2 separate regions of the Homo sapiens genome follow, and region 1 is linked to region 2. The links are chromatin loops, found by intact Hi-C in ENCODE. Cell type or tissue: adrenal gland. All regions are shown on one strand. Each heading gives the region's core, and the rest is flanking DNA. Links, peaks and the distances in the headings are about the cores only. Region 1 has its middle 25 kb from the start of CLDN12. Region 2 holds the start of CFAP69 (cilia and flagella associated protein 69).

Region 1 (2,914 bases), core at 145-2,644, 180 kb after region 2:
CAGGAGATGGAGACCATCCCGGCTAACACGGTGAAACCCTGTCTCTACTAAAAATACAAAAAAAAATTAGCCGGGCGTGGTGGCGGGCGCCTGTAGTCCCAGCTACTCAGGAGGCTGAGGCAGGAGAATGACGTGAACCTGGGAGGCGGAGCTTGCAGTGAGCGAGATCGCGCCACTGCACTCCAGCCTGGGTGACAGAGCAAGACTCCATCTCAAAAAAAAAAAAAAAAAAAAAGATTATTATTTTATGGCCAAATACTTATTTAGCCCTACGTCTACATGCAATTCTTATATTTGGAACTTCTTAATCAGAAACTAAATGTGGATTTGGTTTGAATGCTTGTTTTAATGATTAGTTTATTATGAGTACAGGAACAAATAAGTGATATCTGTTTCCTCATCTGTTTGTGATGATTTATTTTACATTAGCATAAAGTATGCAGCTCTATGTGAGAGCATCAGGAAGCATCTGTGATGATATGGATTTTGATAAGCTAAATGTTATCTAGGGCCTTAGGTTTTCTCATGTTTTCACATTTCTCAGTAGTAAGGTCACACTGAGTTGTGTCATATTTAGCTTAAGGGACACCAGAGTGAACATAAGAGCCCAGGCTAAAGCCACCTCTTCCTAGTGCACTGTCACCCACCCTGTCCCTTTTCCTGGGCATCTGTCTTATATTTTATTCACCGTGGGCCTCGTTCTTGTTTAAAACCCAAAGAATCTTTAAAACGATTCAGCAATAGTACTTGAGGGGGTCACTCCACGCAGAGATATTTTACAGTTTAAAATGCCACTCCTATAGGGTTGGCTGAAGCCAAAGGTTTTTTAAAACTATATAGAAAAATAAAAAATAAATGCCACTTCTAAAGATTGGAAACTTTAACCTCCCCACAATGAATCTTCAGTGGTGAGATTTCAGGTGACAAACATGTTAGAGGTGAGATTCTCTGAAGCCTGAGTTCCCCCGAAAGCCCCCAGATCACACCATATGAACCTACCCAATTTTAGCGTTTTTAAGAGACTAAAGCCTCATGAAAGCATATGAAAACTCACTGAGATTTCTTTAGATATCTAAAAGGCATTTTGAAGATCATTTTGTTATGTGGCAAACTGTCCTTGTTTTAGAGTTGTGCTGGGTGGCATGTATAAGAACTACTTATTTTAAAGTGAAGGACTACATAACAAAAGTATTCCCAATTTGATTTATACACCTGGCTATAGCTTTATTTCTGTGGAACAATCATGACATCTAGTGGCTAACCTAAGTAATGCCAAGAAATGGTTTCATACGCTATTTTCCTTAGCTAAATCCACTTAAATGAGAACTTGCTATTCAAATACTGTAATAAATATCCTTGTACATTTTATATACTTAACTATATGAGATAAAGATGGAGAAGTAGAATTTCTGAGTGAAAGGATATGTGTACTTAGAATGCTGATGTTGCCAATTCACCCTCCCAAGAAGTTTGTACCAATTCGAACTTCCATATTTCTTCTCATCATCCCAACAATGAGTATTATCAAATATGTTAATTTTTGTTTTAGTCTTTATTTTTTATTTTTTATTTTTTTTGGAGACGGAGTCTCGCTCTGTCACCCAGGCTGGAGTGCAATGGTGCGATCTCGGCTCACTGCAAGCTCCGCTTCCCGGGTTCACGCCATTCTCCTGCCTTAGCCTCCCAAGTAGCTGGGACTACAGGCACCCGCCACCATGCCCAGCTAATTTTTTTGTATTTTTAGTAGAAACGGGGTTTCACCGTGTTCGGCAGGATGGTCTCGAACTCCTGACCTTGTGATTCGCCCGTCTCGGCCTCCCAAAGTGCTGGGATTACAGGCGTGAGCCACCGCGCTTGGCCAGTCTTTATTTCTTAATGAATGAGAGAGCTTATCTTTTTATGGCTCCCCCACCCCCCGCCTCTGCCCCACCATTTTTCTCCTTTCTTTCTTTGTTTTTTATTTTCTTTGGCCATTGGTATTTATTTATCAGTGAAGCGCCAACATACATATTCATCCCATTTTTTAAAGATTTACTGGTTCATAAGCATCTTGTTTGTAAAAGGTTTTTGCATATTGAAGAAATGTACTGTCATTTGCATTGAAAATATTTTTCTTAGTTTGCTTTGTGACTATTTTTTGCTTTGTAAAGTTTTTAATGTTTATATAGTCAGGTATATCAGGATTTTCCTTTTTTGTTGTTGTTGAGACAGAGCCTCACTCAGCTGTCCAGGCTGGAGTACAGTGGCATGATAATAGCTTACTGCAGCCTCAATCTCCCAGGCTTAATCAAACCTCCCACCCCAGCCTCCCAAGTAGCTGGGACTACAGGCGTGTGCCACCACACCCTGCTATTTTTTTTCTATTTTTAGTAGAGATAAGATCTCACTATGATATCCAGGCTGGTCTCGAATTCCTGGGTGCAAGTAATCCTCCTGCCTCCAAATTGCTGGAATTACAGGTGTGAGCTACTGTGTCCACTACTAGTATTTTCCTTTATAGTTTTAGTTTCATGTCATATTTAAAATGTCCATCTCCTCTGATATGGTTTGACTGTGTCCTCACCCAAAACTCACCTTGAATTGTCATCTCCACATGTCTGGGACAGAACCAGATGGAGATAACTGAATCATGGGGGTGGTTTCTCCCATACTGTTCTCATGGTAGTGAATAAGTCTCATGAAATCTGATGGTTTTATAAATGGAAGTTCCCCTGCACAAGCTGTCTTGCCTGCTGCCATGTAAGACGTGACTTTGCTCTTCCTTCACCTTCTGCCATGATTGTGAGGCCTCCCCAGCCATGTGAACTGTGAGTCCATTAAACTTCTTTCCTTTATAAATTACCCAGTCTTGAGTATGTCTTTATTAGTAGCATGAGAAGGGACTAATACATCCTCTCCCAGAGGACAAAAATTA
Region 2 (2,914 bases), core at 255-2,754:
GTTATTAAATTATACTGATGATCATCATGAGAAGCTTTCCATTATAGTCTTGACCCTTCTTGTATTATTATTCAGTCTACAATGGATAGGCAACAACATGTCAACTGAAAAATCATAAGATCTATAAATTTAGAAAGGAGACTTTGTTTCTTATAATGAGTTACAACCTGCAGGCTGGCCATTCTGCAGGCTGGGAAGCCCAGGCTCCCACAGAGACAGTCAACAGGCACTTTGAAGGAGGTGGGGTTGGAGCAGAAGCTTTATGCTGAATGAGTTGGCTAAACAGACATATTCAACAGATTGTAAGAAGAGCTGTGAATCTTCACTAAGAGGGGTGCTGAATAAACATGCATGTGACATGCATCCCATGCTCACTGTGGAGTGGAAACTTAACATTTAAATGCATTACAGTCCCTATACATCAAAAGGAGAAGCAGAGACATGAATGTACTAGTGCTCAGTCTCTGTAAACCTGCCAGAACCAGTCCATAGTGGGTGGTCTTTTATCAGGGGAAAGTTACTGAATCGGTCCCTTGTCCAATCAAACCTGCAGTTATGACTTGTGGAACAGGAGGGTCTTGTTAGTCAACATCTGGCCATGGATGAGCTGCAATTATTTCAATATTGCTTATGTCGAGGGCAGTTCTTATTTAACAGCTAGAGAAAAATAAAAACATTGCAGCAGTTAAAACAAAGGTTATTCTTTAAGTGTAGGTGTGAGTGACTTAACTCTTGCCTGGCATGGCCTTAGGTCTTGCTTATAATTTGTTATTGCCACAGAGTCCATTCTGTTAGCCTTCTGATCTCCATTTTAACATTAATGCTGGTCAGTTGTTGAGTCTAAGCCCTCAAAGGGAGGGGGAGCCGAGCTTGGTGGCATGTGCACCTGTACTCCCAGCTATTCCCGAGGCTGAAGCGGGAGGATCGTTTGAGCCAGAGGTTGGAGGTTGCAGAGCTACGATCCTGCCACTGCACTCCAGCCTGGGGGACACAGTGAGACCCTGTCTCAAAAAACCAGGGGTGAGGGGGACGTGAAAAGGGAGGAGGTAGGGGGGTATAGCGAGGCGTGTCCGTCCTTCCGTCCCGTCAGGGCGAGGAATTCAGCTTTTAAGGTTTATCGGGGGTCCTCTTGGCCAAAAGGGGGTCCGTTCAGTCGGTTGTGGGGCTTAGGATTTAATTTTTAGTTCTCAAACAGTAATAAAGATAATGATAATCTTGACCATACGGGATGCTGTGCCAAGCACCACTTAACAAACACTGTCATCTCATTCAATCCTCACAACAGTCCTATTTTACAGATGAGAAAAGTGAGACTTCAAGGGATAACTCGCTCTAGATTCAATAAACTGACTCAAAAGCCTTTTAACATTCTGTACAATACCTTTTATGTTTGTTTATTTAACTGTCCAGTTGGGCCACTAAAGTACAGATAAAAGCTGGGGAATGTAAGCGAGACTGGTCACTTCCCTGGGGTGAGAGAAACGCTTTCAACACTATCCGTCCATCGTATCACGCCTAACGTATCCCATAGACATCCCTCACCCCTCCACCCACTCATGCCTGTTTGAAGCAAGACTATGAAGACCGAAACACACCGGGAGCCTAAGGCACCACTCCCCGCTACCTACCGAGGTGCATCCTGCAGGCTCCTTACCGCAAGCCTGCAAACTCGCCCTGCCGGGCGCGGAGTGCAATTAGGCTTTGGGGTGGTTTGGCTCTCCGGCTTTCCGTAGCCTCTGGCCCCGCCCCCTAGCAACGCGCTGGCTTGTGTTAACAACCGGCCCGGGATCAGAGGTCTGGGTCAACTGGGGGGCGGCAGCGGCGCTAAGCGGACTGTATGGCGGTGGCCTAGGCCCCTGGCGGAATTTTGGGACCTTTCGCGACTCTAGCGACTCTCAGGCTGCCTTCCCTTCTCGGTGGCGGGGCCTCTTTGGGCCCAGCGGCTGCGGGCGCACTGTAGGACAGGAAGATCCCCCCACTCTCCACCCCGCCGCCACCGGCCATGTGGACAGAGGAAGCCGGGGCGACCGCCGAGGCCCAGGAATCCGGCATCAGGAACAAGTCTAGCAGTTCCAGTCAAATCCCGGTGGTTGGGGTGGTGACGGAGGACGATGAGGCGCAGGTATGAGCAGGTGTCTGTGCTTTCAGAGGTGGAGGGGGTGGGAGTGAAGTCTCGAGACGGGGTCCAGACCTGGGGGTGGCAAGGGTGGAACTGGGGACAGGAGTGAAGATGGGGGAAGCCGCGGGATGGAGATTCCAAGCGCAGAGCTAATCCTGATCCCCCACCCCCTGCGAACTGCACCGGTTGCGAGGGGCTGGCTGTTGTCAACCATCCTGTCTGGGGACCAGCGCTGTGTGGTCCTCCTGGAGGGTCCTAGCAAACTGAGTAGGCGGGGTTTTGCCGCGCTTCTTCGAAAAGTGGTCATAGAGCTACAGGGAGGAAAGGAATCATTCTTAGCAAAATCTTGATTTGATGACCTGATCAGTTTGAACTGAACTTTTTAATACGTAGATCCCTGTTACCGAGTGATGTTCTTGATATAGATGTAAATTTTCCCATGCTTAAATTTGCTGCGACTAAAGCCTGCACCCAGAGGGGAGGAAAACGCTGTTAAATTAGAAATTAAGCATTTTTAAAATATGAAATTGGAAGCTGGTTGTTACACGTTGGGTCGGAGAGAACCGGGAGAGAATAGAGTTGATTTGTTTTATTATGCTTGTACTGTATTTGGTTTTGGGTTTGCTTTTGTTATGAATACAAAATTCACTCTTGGAAGTTGATCTGTTGAGAAATTCCATTTGAGGCCCTTGGATCTCTATTCGAGGCGGAGGTGTTTAGAAACCCCAAGTTGTTTGTTTCCTACTAGGATTCCATTGATCCCCCAGAGAGCCCTGATCGTGCCTTAAAAGCCGC

What was found. Peaks named below come from ENCODE experiments on the same cell type or tissue, not always from the same donor. Only the 100,000 strongest peaks of a DNase experiment are listed, where the experiment ranks them.
Region 1: a loop joins it to region 2, with 2.7 times the contacts of the local background. A loop is called at or near these places in 7 of 110 quality-filtered maps.

What each region holds. Positions count from the first base shown.
Region 1 is chr7:90,426,707-90,429,620 of GRCh38, forward strand. No RefSeq gene overlaps it. Among named protein-coding and RNA genes, the nearest start is that of CLDN12, 25 kb to the left of the region's middle. In adrenal gland, for the core only: a CTCF peak has its summit at 1,250 (motif pointing left); no DNase peak of the experiment used is centred there.
Region 2 is chr7:90,243,423-90,246,336 of GRCh38, forward strand. CFAP69 (cilia and flagella associated protein 69) reads left to right here and starts at 1,752. Exons shown (of 23, transcript NM_001039706.3): 1 at 1,752-2,122. The coding sequence starts at 2,003. LOC107986819 (a long non-coding RNA gene) reads right to left here and starts at 1,709. Exons shown (of 2, transcript XR_007060423.1): 1 at 1,655-1,709; 2 at 1-657. RefSeq lists an enhancer at 2,617-2,914. In adrenal gland, for the core only: a CTCF peak has its summit at 1,663; a DNase peak (open chromatin) is centred at 1,679; H3K4me3 peaks cover 1,752 bases; H3K27ac peaks cover 810 bases.